3 separate regions of the Homo sapiens genome follow, and all the other regions are linked to region 2. A link is an interaction called in ENCODE POLR2A ChIA-PET data of the cell type or tissue named here. Cell type or tissue: MCF 10A. All regions are shown on one strand. Each heading gives the region's core, and the rest is flanking DNA. Links, peaks and the distances in the headings are about the cores only.

Region 1 (5,445 bases), core at 976-4,975, 110 kb before region 2:
CAAAAGTCAATCAATGCAATTCACCATTTTAACAGGCTGAAGAAAAAAATCACATTGATAGTATTAATTGATGCAGAAAAATCATTTAACAAAATTTAACACCATTGATAGAATCTCTCAAGAAGTTGAGAATAGACAGTAACCTTCTCAAGTTGATAAAGAACATCTGCAACTAACATCATACTTAATGGTGAAAGAAGGCTGAATACATCCTTATAAGATTGAGGACAAGACAAGGATGATCTCCATTCTCCATTGCCATTTAACATAGTAAACTGTGTACTCCAACCATTGCAGTTAGGCAAAAAATAAAAAAAAAAAAAAACAAAAGAAAACAAAAACAACAACCAAACAAACAACAGCTAAAACCAGAAATAAAGAGCATACAAATCAGAAAGGAAGAAATAAAACTGTCTTTCTTCTCAGATAATGTGATTGTCTATGCAAGAAATCTACCAAAAAACCCTCTGTATTAGTCCATTTTCACACTGCTGATAAAGACATACCCAAGACTGGGCAATTTACAAAAGAAAGAGGTTTACTGGATTTACAGTCCCACATGGCTGGGAAGACCTCACAATCAAGGTGGAAGGCAAGGAGGAATAGGTCACATCTTACATAGATGGCAGCAGGCAAAGAGAGAACTTGTGCAGAGAAACTGCTGTTTTTAAAACCATCAGATCTCATGAGACCCATTCACTATCATGAGAACATCGTGGAAAGACCCACCCCCATGATTCAATCATCTCCCACTGGTCCCTCCCACAACACATGGGAATTATGGGAGCTACAAGATGAGATTTGGGTGGGGACACAGAGCCAAATCATATCAACCTCCTAATAAAATTAAGTGAATTCATCAACATTGGAGGAATCAAGATCAACATACGAAATAAATTGGATTTCTGCATACTAGTAATGAACACATGGAACCAAAAATTAGAAATTCAGTACAGTACCGTGTACAAATGTCCGCCCAAAATGAAATACTTAGGTGCAAATCTAAAAATATGTACAGGACTTACATGCTGAAAACTGTAAAATGCCTTTGAAATAAATCAAAGATGTAAATTTATGGAAAGACATTCTTCTCATGGATTGAAAAACTCAACCTAGTAAATATGTCAATTTCTATCAAAATCCCAGCAAGGTTTTTTGTAGACATAGACAAGTTGATTGTAAAATGTATATGAATAGGCACAGGTCCTAGAATAGTTACAATAATTTTGAAAAATAAGAATGAAGTATGAGAAATCATGCTACCTGATTTCAAAACTTATTATATAGCTACAGTAGTCAAGAATGTGGAGGATAGACACATAGATCAATTCAACAGAATAGAGAGCCCAAAACATAAAATGTAAAACTATAACACTTTTAGAAAAATACCTAAGAGAAAGTTTTTGAGAAATAGGCTTTGGTGAAGTTAGACTGAACACTAAAAGCTATCTATAAAAGAAAATATTGATAAATATGACTTCACTAAAACTAAAAGCTGTTCTGTGAAAGTCCCTGTTAAGAAGATAAATAACAAGCTACAGACTGGAAGAACATATTTGCAAACCGTTTACTAACAAAGGACTTGTATGTAGAATATAAAAAGAACTTTCAACAGCAAATAAACTAAACCATGCAATTAGAAACGGACAAAACACATGGAAAGACATTTCACCAAAGAAGATTCAAGGACGGCAAATAAGCACATGAGATGTTCAATATTACTTGCCATTAGGTAAATGTAAATTAAGGCCCTAAAGAGATATCACTACAGATCTATTAGAATAGCTTAAAAAAAAAAAGCAGCAAAACCAAATGCTGGCAAGGATGTGGAGAAACGTAACTTCTCATGCATTGATGGTAGAGATGGAGACTTGTACAGCCACTCTGAAAAGTAGTCAATCTCTTTAAAAATTAAATATACACATTACAGATTCAATAATCAAAACTTTTGGCATTTCCTATAGAAAGGAAAACTATGTTCACACAAAAACCTGTACATGATTCTTTATAGCAGCTTTATTTTTAATAGCTCAAAATGGTAATCAACCAAAATGTTCTACAAGAGGTGGATGGTTAAATAAACGGTGATACAGCCTCAGCAATAAAAAGAAACAGCCATTAATACATGCAACAACTTGGATGGATTTAAAGGGCATTAGGCTGAGCGAAGAAAATTCAATATCAAAAGGCAGCATATTGTATGATTTCCCTTACGTAATGTTCTGACAAAAGTTAAGAGAGAACATATTAGTGGTTGCCAGGAGTTAGAGATGGTGGAGGGAGGGGCTAGGTGTGAGTATAAAAAGCACCAGGGAGATTTTTGTGGTGATAGAAGAGTTTGTATCCTGACGGTTACGGGAATCTACACTTGAGATAAAAACATGCAAACACTGTACCTGTGTCAAATTCCTGGTTTTGTATTGTTCCGTAGTTAAATAAGATGTAATGAATGAAAGAAACTGGGTGAAGGGTGGGTACGCAGGATCTTTCTGTATTATCTTTGCCATTTCCCAAGTTCTATATTTTAACTATCTTAATTATTTTTCAATACAGAAAATAATTTAAAATAAGCCCTATTTGCCTTGGGTAGTTGTGGCTCCCATTATTACGCAAGAGGAGAAACTTGAAACTGTGGAACCCCCCAATACCCAGTTTCACATACAAGCATTACCTGACTGGGGCCATGCCCTGAGAAAGGCGCTGGGCGGCAGCAAGTTGGTGAGCCAGGGAAGTCTTCCCTCGCCCTGAGGGTGCGGGGAAGCGGCGTTGGCGCCACTGAAGCTGGGTGTGAGGGAGGCGTCACCGAGTTCAGCCCCACCCTCCACCGCTCCCCAAGCGGGTCCGGCGTCCGCATCGCATGGCCAGAAGGCGGGGAGCCAGAGGCGCCAGGACCCTCGCGTGGCGCTCCAGCACCCCAGACCGTGGCGGCGCCTCGCCTTAGGGAAGAGCAAGGGAAGAACTTTATTTGAACCGCGAACATTTTTTGGTCACTGAGATCGAGTCTCCCAGTGCTTTGGCTTCCCGCCTCTTTATCGTGGGTTTGATCCCTGAGCTGCTCTCCTTTCCCGAACCTCCCGGGGTGCAGCCTAGAGCCCTCCCGCGCGGCTGACTCCAGAGTAGAGGAAGGGAGGCGGCCTCCGGCTGGTCCCCCGAAGCCCTCGCTGCCCCGCAGATGCGGATGGCCAGCCAGTAGCGGGCGGTGGCCCCGCGTCCCGGGAGCGCACAGCAATGCAGGCGCTTAACATTACCCCGGAGCAGTTCTCTCGGCTGCTGCGGGACCACAACCTGACGCGGGAGCAGTTCATCGCTCTGTACCGGCTGCGACCGCTCGTCTACACCCCAGAGCTGCCGGGACGCGCCAAGCTGGCCCTCGTGCTCACCGGCGTGCTCATCTTCGCCCTGGCGCTCTTTGGCAATGCTCTGGTGTTCTACGTGGTGACCCGCAGCAAGGCCATGCGCACCGTCACCAACATCTTTATCTGCTCCTTGGCGCTCAGTGACCTGCTCATCACCTTCTTCTGCATTCCCGTCACCATGCTCCAGAACATTTCCGACAACTGGCTGGGGGGTAAGAGTCGCGCCCCGCTCCTTCGCTCCTTCTCTCTTAACCCTCTGCCTTTCAGGGGATCTCTCTCTCTCTCTCTCTCTCTCTCTCTCTCTCTCTCTCTCTCTCTCTCTCTCTCTCTCTCCTCTCTCGTCTGTCTGTCTCTCTCTCGTCTGTCTCTTCCTTACACTTCTCTGTCAAATGAATCCGGTGCTCTTTCTTAGAACTTCGCCACCTGTGTTCACCTGGACATAAGTTCTTTTGGCCGCCTCTGATTCCCCTCCAGTGCTTCCTCCTTGTGGCTTAGAGACATAGGTTGGGGAAAAGCTTCGGAAAGGTCCCGAGCAGTGAGGCAGGAAGTCGCACCCCTCGCCACTTATTTCAGCTCCCTTTCCCGTCATTACCAGGTTTTTCTCCCCTAGTTTTCTTACTAAAAGTGAGATAAAAATATTTCAAATAATTAAACCAAAGTTAAAAATCTCATTTCCTCATTCCCCCACCCTCCAGCCTCACTTCCCAGTTGCTTGCAGACAGCTTCTTGTACCTATGAGCATAAAACAAATATAATTCATGTGCAGAAAAAATATATTGAACTAGTCCTTTTAAAAACTGTATTAAGTGTCATGCAGGAAGAAGGAACACAGAAAACTGATGCCCTCCTATTATAAAAGAAGAGATAACATTCTCCTCCTTCCGTATAATGGGGGAAAAAAAATGACAGAGGAGAGGTGGAGTCACTGAGTTGGGAGCAGTGTGTGGAGGTTGGAAAAAAAGATATATTTCTTGAGATGATCCAGCTTTTCCAAGAACACAGCTGGAGAATGCCCTGGTGTAAACCCAGGAGCAGTAGTGTGTTGTATTCTCACCAGTGCTTAAGGTGCACCATGGGCCTCCCCTTTTTCACGGTTGGGTGTATTCTTGTGGCCACATCAAAATGGTTAGAAATGTAAGAGAAATAGATCATTATGCCTTCAATCTCTGCTATTTCTATCCCATTACTAATTCTCTTAAACTCATGGAGGGTGTTTCATCCTACCATTACCAATTTGAGATCGTGAGCATTGCTTTTTTTCTCATTAGCTTAAACTGAGTTTGCTGTTAGTCAGTCAGAATGTTAAAGTCCTTGATTCTTATCAATCTATAATGTAAATATTTTCAAAAAAGCATTAAACATTGAGTACAGAGCATTGACTTGAAAGTAATACACAATGTGGAAAGTAAGACCTTGATTTATGGATTAGAGACTTTCTTATGCACTCTGATGCAGTAATTGTATTTGGGCATTTTAAAGTTGCTCAGTGCAACTAACTCCATAAAATTAATGGGGTATTTTTTGATCATCATACGGAACTTGGTTTTTGGGGAAAAGCACATGAGTTTTCATTTCTAAATGTTTGTGAAAGCAGATTTATGAGGCTTCTTTGTGCTGGGGATGATTATAGCTCCATTTGTAAAGGTGAAAATAATTATGCAAAGTGGGATTTTATGGTGGGGATCAAAAGAACTGGATTACTATTTTGGCTGTAATACATGTTAATTTAGTATGTCTGGGTCTCAATTTTTCAGTAAAATATTAGGGATTAGAGAAGTTTGAAAGTGCAGTGAGTCTGGCCAGGCGTGGTGGCTCACGCCTGTAATCCCAACACTTTGGGAGGCCGAGGCGGGCGGATCACGAGGTCATGAGATCGAGACCATTCTGGCTAACACGGTGAAACCCCGTCTCTACTAAAAATACAAACAACAACAAAAAATTAGCCGGGCATCGTGGCACGCACCTATAGTCCCAGCTGCTCAGGAGGTTGAGGCAGGAGACTTGGCTTGACCCCGGGAGGCAGAGGTTGTAGTGAGCCGAGATCACGCTACTGCACTCCAACCTGGGTGACAGAGCAAGACTCCGTCTC
Region 2 (5,445 bases), core at 734-4,733:
GGAATATGATGAGACCAGGGAGGTATTTGGGTTGTATCCTGTGGTCCTTTATAGCAAGTTAAGACTTGTTGAGTCTATTGTGAGGACCAATGGTAACTCTGGAAAGGCTAAGGGCAGGGATATAATAAAACCTTTAATATGTCAAAGAAAAGAAATCCTAGTTGCAGAGTAGCCAATGGTTTGGGGCTGAGACTGGGGGGTAAGCCGATCACGTACAAAGCTACAGCGCTAAGTCAGGTGAGAGATCATGATAGGCTGGCCTTACTAATGGCAGTGAAGATAAAAAGAAAGACATAGATTAACTCAGGAAATATTGAAGAAGAAAAACCGATTAATCACCGATTGGAAGTAATGGACAAAGGGAGAGAAAGGAGGATTTCCACATTTCTGACTCGGCTGGATGTGTGGTTGGTGATATGACTGCATGTGTTAGGGAACCAATTGAATTTGAATTTCTTTAGGAACCACCATTTACATATGTCTGGTTGACTGTGACTACACTGATCTGGAGTTGAGGGGCCAGGGGTGGGAATGGGGATATGGTCTCAATTGCCATGATGAATCTGGTCATTGTCAGCAAAGAAATGGGAACAGAAGCCATGAGAGAACACTGTTCTTTTAAGCCCTGACCCCAGAGAGTGCCCAAGGAGGTTGTTGGTGATCCTGAGGAAAGCAGACAATGGAGTGAAGGTGGCAGAAATCAGATCCACGTGGGCAAAGAAATGAATGTTAAATCAGGAAGTAAAGACAATAAAGGCAGGCAAACTCTTGCTAGAAATTTAGGAATTTAGGAGAGAGGTTGTTAAGTTGGTGTCTAGCTAGCTTTTTTTTTTGGTAGAAACAGGGTCTAGCTTTGTTTCCCAGGCTGGTCTTGAACTCTTGGTCTCAAACCATCCTCCTGCCTCAGCCTCCCAAAGCACTGGGTCATGCAGGCATAAACTATTGTCCCCAGCACAGCTTTTTTATTTTTTATTTTTAATAGGAAACATAGAAACTGAAACCCTTAGAATATGGTACTTTGTTAAGCAATCTGAACCCTTACTTGAGGTCTTTGTTGGCCTCTAGGGGACCTAACTCTGTGGAGAAAACTTAGCAGCTTTAAAGATGGTAGGGGGAAAAAAAATACTGAAGCCCTGATGCAGAGTATTACAATAAATTGCTTCTCACAGCTCTCATCCTCCTTTCCTGGACCTGGGAAACAGAGTGAAAACAAATCTTGTGAAGAACAAAGGAATGAGAAGCATGGATATTTTAATCTCTTGTTTCTTGTTAATTAAATAATCTTGTTTCATCTTGCACAGTCTTCTTCAGCTTAATAAAACATGATAATGATTACTTAGCTTTTAAAAAGCAGAAATTATAATCAATATTCTCAATAAAGAACTTGAGTAAACATTGGTTAAAAAAAAAGTGAGTACATTTTCTCTCCATGTATCAAGTCTTTGAAATGATCTTGTAGAAACTGAGCTGTGAGTTTGGGTAACACTTTTCTCATCTATTCCCAATCCTGGAATAGAATAATTAGCTCTAGGGGCTAGAACCCAATGGACAATTTTACCTACAGAAAAAGGAATGGAGCAAGTATTGCTATTACCTAAATATTTTTTAGAATAATATTTTACAGGAAATAAAGGGCAGTAAAATGATTTAGGCATATCTTTGTCTCTTATTATCTGAAATTTCCATGTCAGTGGAGAAAATGAATCAAGATATGCTTTGGTTTAGATGGTGGGACATGCAAAAATTTGGTAAATGCACTAAATATTGTGTTACAATGAATGAGTGAATGTTGCTTCATGTCCCAGGCAAAATAATCTTCAAGTAAGATCATAAGAAGTTATCTTAAGTGGATTTTGATATCTTTATTTTTATAATAATGAGAAAACCGAGATATATTTCCTTATGACCTAAAAATATCAATAATAAGAAATTTTATGTAGCTTAGAGACATATCAAGCTACAAGAAAGAATACATTTTAGGAAGAAGAAGAAGCAATTATTGTCTAATTTATAAATTAGAGTCATGTTTGCAAGTGTTCATTCAAAAAAAATTTTTTGAAAGCGACATAGCTTTTGCCTCTTTGCCTCTCTCTCTCTCTTTCTCTCTGCTTGTTCTTGGCATACATTCAACATTCTATGAGAAAGCCACCTGTAGAGGCCACATGTAAAGTTATACTGGCCACATAACTACCTGTGTGTGGTGAGCACAATGCGAGCTTCTGATGATTCAAGCCCCAGCCTTGAAGTCACTGAGCTTTGACATGCAGTGGATCAAATATAGGACCCTGCTTGTGGTCTGTCCAAATACAGGTGAGTAAAATACATGTTGTTTTAAGCTAAATGTTTTGGAGTGGTTTGTACGAAACAATAGAAAATGAGAACACACTAAGTAACCCTAAATTCAAGATAATAAATTACTTTTTCCTATTTGATAGAAAACATATATATTTTGATAGAAAACATATACGTTTCTGTTATCTTTTCCTCTCTGCATGAAAGGATATGTAGTCCTGTCTTTCTGTCTCATACACACACACTCTTTCTCTTATACACATCTGCCACATGCACGCTCACAGAGAAGTTCTAAGTTTTGCAACTACTTAAAGCTTGGGTCAAAACAAACCCTGAGATCAACCACAAAATAACTACCTGAATATAACTTGTTCCAGTAACAGGTAGCCCAACAGCATAAATGTGCTTCCCAACTCAAGCTATATGTTGATGACTTAAAGCTAAAAAACACATCTGGAGATGACACAGCTGATTGCAAATGACAGTAGGCTTAAGCGGACAGAGAGATGGTGTTTCCAGAAAACATTAGCATCCTGTTATGACTCACTATGTCCTCAGGCATGAGAAAGGTATGGTGTCAGTCCCTTATCTTTAGAATATTAGAGGCATTTTGTCCCTACTCAGCAACACTGAAAGAACAGATGACTAAGCAAAAAGAGTTGCAAGTAGCGCTGATTCTCCTGGCTGCATTCAGAAGCTCTCTAGTTATAATAATGTAAACATTTCCAGTAGTAAGAAAGAATTCAAGGTGAGTCACAGTTTACAATAAAGTTAAAATAGCTTATTAGAAACTACTCCAATCCAGAGTAGAGGGTCCTCAGAAAGCAAGAGGAGGAATACCCCTAACTCAAATGTAACACTTGCTTATGTTGGATATTAAAGATGAGAACAGTGTACTTTATTATAAAGGCTTGTGATTAGCTTGTGACAGACAATAATAATAATAATAATAATAGTGTAAACATATAATTTTCTCTATTTTTATCTGATGATCCTCAGTTTAAAGCAACAAATATTTATTTGGTTCTTCTTCTATGTCAGGCACTGTGCTAGGAACTTGGGTTACCATCCTGAACAAGGAACAACCCCTGGCTACATGAAACATGTATCCAAAAAAGAAACAGAAAAATATACAGGCAATCTCCATGTGGATGCTAAAGGCTACACTAGGGTGAAATACAGTGGTCTATGAGAGCCCAGAGAAGAGGCACTAAGCTAGCTTGAGAAGGGCTGGTTTCCAGGAAGACGTTATGGCAAAAGCGTAATCTGAATCCAGACCCGAAGGAAGCATAGGAAGTGAAGGGGAGGCAGTCAGGAATGTGTATAGATATTGGTTGCAGGGCAGGGTAGGGGACAGGCTGGAGGGAAGCTGTTTCATACAAAGGGCATAGGATGTCCGAAGGATCAGAAGCAAGACATTGCAACACTATCGGGGAATGAAAAGCTCAGTTTTCTTCCTTGTTTGGTTGGTTGGCTTAAAAAAATTTTTTTAAACAGTACGATGAAGAGAAGTGCTAATAGATGAGACTAGAGATGTGAGCCCCTGTCTAATTATGGAATATGAAAAAGTTTTCATTGGAGACCACTGAAGGAAGCTAAACCAGGGAGTAATATATCATATTTGTGCTTTAGAAAAAAAGCCACTCTGGTTTCACCATGAAAACCAAGTTAGAAGGGGCTACTAGAGCCAAACAAACAGAGTTACTGTTTTTCACACCCCTAAAGAGGAGAGCGCCCTCTGATAATTCCCTCAGTGCACCTCCTCCAGGTCCTGGGCTAAGGGTGATGGTGGCTTCTATGTCTGACACTCTCATAGTTTTCTGCGTGTGTCTGAGGACATCACGCCACCCTTTGTCAGCTTGTCTACCCAGCTCCTGGACAAGCACTTCAGCCTCAAGGCATGAACTTGGTGATTCATTTTCCCATCCCATATTTTATTTAAATCTGCTAACTCTCATAAATAAGGAATTAAAAAATAATTACCACGTTAAAGTTTAGATTTTATGTAACCAATAGAAAACAAAACAAAATAAATATTTTGATGCCTAATTTTTAGCAAGAAAAAGATAATATGCACAATGTTTAATGTTTTAAAGTTAATGTGTAGGCCGGGCACAGTGGCATAGGCCTGTAATCCCAGCACTTTGGGAGGCCGAGGCAGAAGGATCACTTGAGGTCAGGAGTTTGGGACCAGCCTGGCCGACATGGTGAAACCCTGTCTCCACTAAAATACGAAGATTAACTGGGTGTGGTGGTGGGCGTCTGTAATCCCAGCTACTCAGGAGGCTGAGGCAGAAGAATCCCTTGAACCTGGGAGGTGGAGGTTGCAGTGAGCCAAAATTGTGCCACAGCACTCCAGCCTGGGTGACAGAGCAAGACTCCCTCTCCAAAACAAAAACAAAACAAAACAAAACAAAAAAAACAAAAAAAAAACAAAAAACAGTTAATATGTATTATTTCTAAGCCCTAATTTCAAAATATCAAATCTATAGTCATTTTCTACAGTAATTTTATATAACTATCACTTTGTCAAATAAATTTAGAAACATCAGAAGTTATTATACCACACTTTTGAAGTCTATTTATAATGTTGATATTTAACTGACTCATTTATTTTGTGTTTTGAAACTGCTAAATTAAGAAATGGCTGATTTTGACATTTCTGAAAATGGAATCAGTGCAACAATTGTTGGGTTGACTAGGTGTGAGTCATGTATGCAGTGTTTCTGCAATGGAATTCAGGATGTACTTGAAGGCTGGTAAGGCTAGGTAAGGAGAGGACCCAAGGGGGGTCACCCTGTAGATGGATCACTTCTCAGTAGTGACTGTGGGCAATTACAATAGTCAATTTGTTTTGGTGGTTGGAAAACATTATCCTGACTCTATAAACCTAACATATAGGATTCTTTTATTTATTTATTTATTTTGAGACAGAGTCTCCATTTTGTTGCCCAGGCTGGAGTGCAATGAAACCATCTCAGCTCACTGCAACCTCTGACTCCCGGGTTCAAGCGATTCTCTTGCCTCAGCCTCCCAAGTAGCTGGGATTACAGGCATGCACCACCACACCCAGAAAATTTTTGTATTTTTAGTAGAGATGGGGTTTTACCATATTGGCCAAGTTAGTCCCGAACTCCTGACCTCAGGTGATCT
Region 3 (5,445 bases), core at 976-4,975, 86 kb before region 2:
GTTGGGAGTGGGCAAAGGAAGGAAGAGGCCGTTCCTTTTATTAAATTGTTTTGCTTCCAGCACTACATGTCATTAGGTCAAGTTGTCATACTACAAACTTGCGGCCTAGTTACCTCGTGAAAAAAATATTTTAGTCTGGGAAATATTGTTCCTTAGGAGCAACAGGAATTCTTCAATCTATTGTGAACTTTTCGTGCTGTTTAAAGCCTGGTCCATGGACACGCAGCATCAGCATCACCTGGAACTTTTTCAGAATCGTCTCAGGCCTCATCACATACCTACTGAATCAAAATCTGCATTTTAACAAAATTCCCTAAGTGGTCCATATGTTCAATAAAGTTTGAGACCTAGTGGCCTAAAATATATCATTGCTGTGTTCCACTTTTGCTTCTGAGGAACACGGGATAGATTATTTTGGCCAGTAGTGGTAGGCCACCACTGAGCACTTTTTATTAGCAAATAGACCATGGCTGCGTATCTCTCTCTGATTATCTATAATATCATAGAAGTAGTTGCTACAGTAATCAGGACTCTATGCTAGTAAAGCTTAACTTCCACATCATCATTATACCAAGGAGGGTGCAGAATGTAATACACTATCACTTTTACTTGTCTGCTTTATCTATTGAAGACTGGATCCATCTGATTCAAATTGAATGAGTGAAATTTTCCTCAAAGTAAATATGGTCTTTGTGAAACTATTTATCCTGGTTTCCAGAAATTACAAATTTCTCTAATTATAATTAGGGAAATTGAGTGCTTTTTCTCGTTTCTGTAGCGTGTGGCTGGATTTTCAGAGTTAAATCTGTGAGATATTATTGTAACAGTACATTCTTCTGAATAGATTTTCATAGCATTTTTGTCATTTGTTCATTTCCTCATTCACTTGCTCATTTAACTAACATTTATTAAATGCCTAACACATGCTAGGCACTATGTTGAACTAGGGATGCAAGGGCGAACAGCACACAGTGTATGTTGTGGAAGGTGCTTGGGGAGAGACAACAAGCTTTTTGGAAAATGTGAATAGTTCTGTATGCCTGGAGTTTGGCATTCAGAGGGGATGTGGTGAGAAATGAAGTTGGAAAGAAAGGGAAGATGCAGATTCTGAAGAACTTTCTAGTGCTGTGTTAAGGAGTTTGAGCTTCATTTTGCAGCAGAGGCAACACTACTGAGGCAGTGAATTTCAAAGTAAGAGTTGCAACCCATGAATGAGTCATGAAGTCATTTGGTGAGTCAATATTAGCAGTTTTACAAAATGGAAATACAGTGGAATAGAAAATATCAAAGAGCATTACTGTAGTAAAAATTTTGGATACGTGTGTGTGTGAGATGATCATGGTCAAAACCACTACTATCAGGGGAGTCAGGCTACCCAGGGGAACCAGGCAAGCACAGTTGACCTAAAAAAAAATTAAACCCATCAGAACTCAGCAGTATCATAATCCTGGTCCATCGAAGTGATAATGCTTTGTTCTAGCCAGCTCTCAGAATTGGGATACTAAACTGGAAGAATCGGTGTTTGCAATTTATAAGGAACACAACTAAATGAAAAAATGATTTACCTGTGGTTAGCTTCTAAGAAAGTACTAAGTTTTTATCCATCTTGTAATGTCTGTATGTAGGTGAGCCTATGACAAAGGCAAACCATTTTACATTAGATTACACTGAAAGGTGTAAGTGGTGACAGAGCAGAATCACTATCATCTTATATATGATTTCTGCCTAGGGCTACATAGCTCTCTGACTGTTTTTGTTACTGTAGTAAACACAGTTACTGAAAGCAAATTTGTCGTGTACTCATTGTACACAATAAATTTTAATTTTGGACTGTGTTATGTGCAGAGATTACTAACTCATAATAGAGGAACTCTGTTGCTCAAAAAATGTTTGAGAAATGTTACCCCAATAAGATCTGAAAAAAATAATAGTGTTTAGAAAAACGAGGTGGGAAAGGAGCAGGGTCACATGCAAGTTACAGAGATGAGATATAGAAAAGAAGGAAAATGGTGATAATAAGCCGTATTAGTCAGGGTTCCCTAGAGGAACAGAACTAATAGGAGAGAGATATATATATACACACACACACATACACACACACATATACACACACACACTCCTATATATATATATACACTCCCATATATACACACAAATATATATATACACACACATATATACACACACACACATACACACATATATACACACATATATACACACACATATATATATATACACATATATATACACACACACACATATATATATGAGTTTACTAAGTATTAACTTACACAATCACAAGGTCTCACAATAGGCTGTCTGCAAGCTTGAGGAGCAAGGAGAGCCAGTCCGAGTCTCAAAACTGAAGGACTTGGAGTCTGATGTTCAAAGGCAGGAAGCTTCCAGCATGGGAGAAAGATGCAGGCTGGGAGACTGGGCCAGTCTCGCCTTTTCAAGTTTTTTCTGCCTGCTTTATATTCACTGGCAGCTGATTAGATTGTGCCCACCAGATTAAAGGTGGGTCTGCCTTTTCCAGTCCACTGACTCAAATGTTAATCCCTTTTGGCAACACCCTCACAAAGACACCCAGGGAGAGTACTTTGCATCCTTCAATCCAATCAAGTTGACAGTATTAACCATCACATCAGCTGTCTTCCAAACCTAAACATATGTATAGGTAGAGAATAGAGTTCTATTAATCTGGCAGGTAATGAAGCAATTTAAAAGAGGTCATATTGGTGCTTCCAAACCATTGAAACACCTTGAATACTTACTTCCTTTGTAAGGCCTATTCTCTACACTAATTGTGGAAAACCTGGGATTTGGGGGATGCATTTCCATAGTGGTTACAAACACAGACTCTGGAGCCAGACTATTTGTCTTCATCCCTTACTGGATATACACATGACCCTGGACAAGTTACTTTATTCCTCATTTATCCCTCATACAAGCAGAAATAATAATATCACCTATCTTTTAGTGTTGTCAAGACAGTCTATGAGTTGATGGTGTTAATGCTTATTAGATCAGTACCTAGCACATGGTAACTGCTCAAGAAATGTTCCTACAGTGGAAATTAGTTTTATAACTTAGAACATTGTGATCAGTGTGGCTCAGCCATGATCAAGGACATTTCTGGCAAGCTTATGTCATAAATAAGGACAAAAGAAGAGATAGAGCAGGAAAGAGTAAAGAGGCAATTTCATGCTGTTGCAAAACACCACAAGTTTATGAGAGCAGTGCAGGGAAAGAGATGAAAGATGAGTCATCTATAAAACACAAACTTCCCTTCCCCCAACTATTCTGTTAAGAATAAAGAAAATGATTCAGAAACAAAGAAATAATAGAAGAGAAAACAAAACAAAAATTAATAAATAAAATATGTATGGAAGTTGGAATTCTTTTCAGTTATCATTTATTTGAACATTATCAGATAGCCAATGGTATGCTTGTGCTAGTTTGTACCAGCCCATGAGAGCTGATTGTGTACATCTCTTCTGAACTCCACATTCATTGATATTGTGTTGGTAGTTTTGAAATTGGCTCTGTCAGGAGTATTTACATCAGAAAAATTAGCTAACATTACAAAGCAAGGTCTTTTTAACTTGGAGAGCTGCTTGTTAACATTTACCAGTCTACCAGTGTAGGTATCTCTTATAATGTTGACAATAAGCAATAAACAACATTCTAGGTATTACCTGCTATTATTACTTTAAGGCATGGTTTTCTTTTGTCATCTCACAATCAACTTTAACCCAGATTTTTGCTTTTTTAAAAAGTATTTTGACTATATTCAAAAAGAATTGCTTTGAATACTACTTTGTAATTTTATGGTTATTTGTGAGATATTGTTTCATGTCTAGTCTCCTTCTAGGAAGAGGAGGTGGGAGAGTATATATGTTGCACAGCCTGTATTTAAAGAGCCTGGAGTAGTGTATGACCCATAGGTGAGTGAATGAACAAATATGTGAATGAAAGAGAAGATAGAATATAAAATAAATCTGAGTGAAAGACAAAGAATATCCTCTCCCCCTGAAGCCCCTTAACCTCTTCAGTTGGAAGCAGTGTTAGAAACGTAGACCTTGAAGTGAGGGCTCTCTCTCAAATCCATTCTCTGGCCTATTTGGTTCTTAAGCTTTGCTGCCTATTTAAATCACCTGGGAACTTTAAAAAGCTTAAGTCCCCAAGCATGCCCTAAAATTCACAATCTTTCAGAGTGGATCTAAATATCAATTTCTTTTAAAGCTCCCAGGTTATTCCAACATATAGCTAAGTCAAGAACCAGTGCTTTCTAGGACCTGGAATCTGGCGCTACGTCTTAGAATTCCCAGTGTAGGGGAAGGGAGTTGAATTGGGAGGGAATCTGAATATCTGCCTTTGAGCGACTGCTGAAAATGTAACTGGTAGTTACTGTTTGGATCAGCAGATAGGGAGTGGTCTGAATTCCTGGTTACGGCTTTAAATTTTTTTTTATTTTACCTTATCTCTGTTGCAGAAATATTCGACTGCCTTCTTTCTTTCTCTCCTTTCCACCCCCTACGTTCTTGACTATTCTTGCTTTCATGCTCTCTCTTAGGATCTCAGGTCCATGGCATTTAATTAATAATATGCTATCATTATCATATGGGCAATGATCCTCTCTTGTCTGCCAAGGAATGCAGACAACCTCTAGAAACTAGAAAAGGCAAGGAAATGAATTCTCCCCTAGAGCCTCTAGAAAGAACACAGCCCTGTTGACCCATTTCAAATTTCTGACCTCCATAATTGTAACATATAGATTAGTGTTGTTTTAAGTCACTAAGATTGTGGTACTTTGTTACAGCACCAGTAGGAAACTAATACAAACACCCTGTGCATTAGTATAGAGTAACTCTTTATTTAGGTTTTGTTTGATATTATTCTTTGCTAACGGAAACCTGGTATGATCAAGGTATTGTGTGGGCATATTCTTCAAGAAAGAATAGACCCCCTCTCAGCCCTAGTGGAGCCAAGCAGTAGGATTCAGAGACCCTGGACAAGACCCAGGACTATGCTGGCTTCAGGTGTGACCCAGCATAGTGCCAGCTATGGAGGCCATGAGAGTGCTTGCATCACTTCTCCCCTAGTTCCAGGCAGCCCATAATGGAGAATATCCTTCTGATTAGGGGAAAGAGAGAGAGAGGAGAGCTGGAGACTTTGTCTGGTAGCTCAGGGATTCTTCCTTATCTTACCCAAGTCCATCAGAGCAGTGTACCTAGGAGTCTGCAGTACTCTTAGGCTGCCCCCTAGTACTGATAAGACTGCAGTGACCACAGGCTTAGATCATGACACTCAATCTCTTTTGAATACGTGGAAAGCCCTTTCAAGAATGATAGGTACAAACAAGCCCAGACTGTGAAGACTGGAATAAATACTGAACTCTTCAATGCCCAGGATTGACAAATGTTCACAAACATCAAGAAA

Evidence for each region. Peaks named below come from ENCODE experiments on the same cell type or tissue, not always from the same donor. Only the 100,000 strongest peaks of a DNase experiment are listed, where the experiment ranks them.
Region 1: POLR2A ChIA-PET joins it to region 2 with 10 read pairs; 1 of 35 experiments calls an interaction of 5 or more read pairs at or near these places.
Region 3: POLR2A ChIA-PET joins it to region 2 with 7 read pairs; 2 of 35 experiments call an interaction of 5 or more read pairs at or near these places.

What each region holds. Positions count from the first base shown.
Region 1 is chr4:121,378,431-121,383,875 of GRCh38, reverse strand. QRFPR (pyroglutamylated RFamide peptide receptor) reads left to right here and starts at 2,858. Exons shown (of 6, transcript NM_198179.3): 1 at 2,858-3,568. The coding sequence starts at 3,229. RefSeq lists an enhancer at 2,288-3,072. In MCF 10A, for the core only: CTCF peaks have their summits at 2,696 and 2,914; DNase peaks (open chromatin) are centred at 2,755, 3,385 and 3,815.
Region 2 is chr4:121,270,141-121,275,585 of GRCh38, reverse strand. No RefSeq gene overlaps it. Among named protein-coding and RNA genes, the nearest start is that of QRFPR, 110 kb to the left of the region's middle. In MCF 10A, for the core only: no CTCF peak of the experiment used is centred there; a DNase peak (open chromatin) is centred at 2,885.
Region 3 is chr4:121,356,451-121,361,895 of GRCh38, reverse strand. All of the region lies in intron 1 of QRFPR (pyroglutamylated RFamide peptide receptor), which reads left to right. Among named protein-coding and RNA genes, the nearest start is that of QRFPR, 22 kb to the left of the region's middle. In MCF 10A, for the core only: no CTCF peak of the experiment used is centred there; a DNase peak (open chromatin) is centred at 3,245.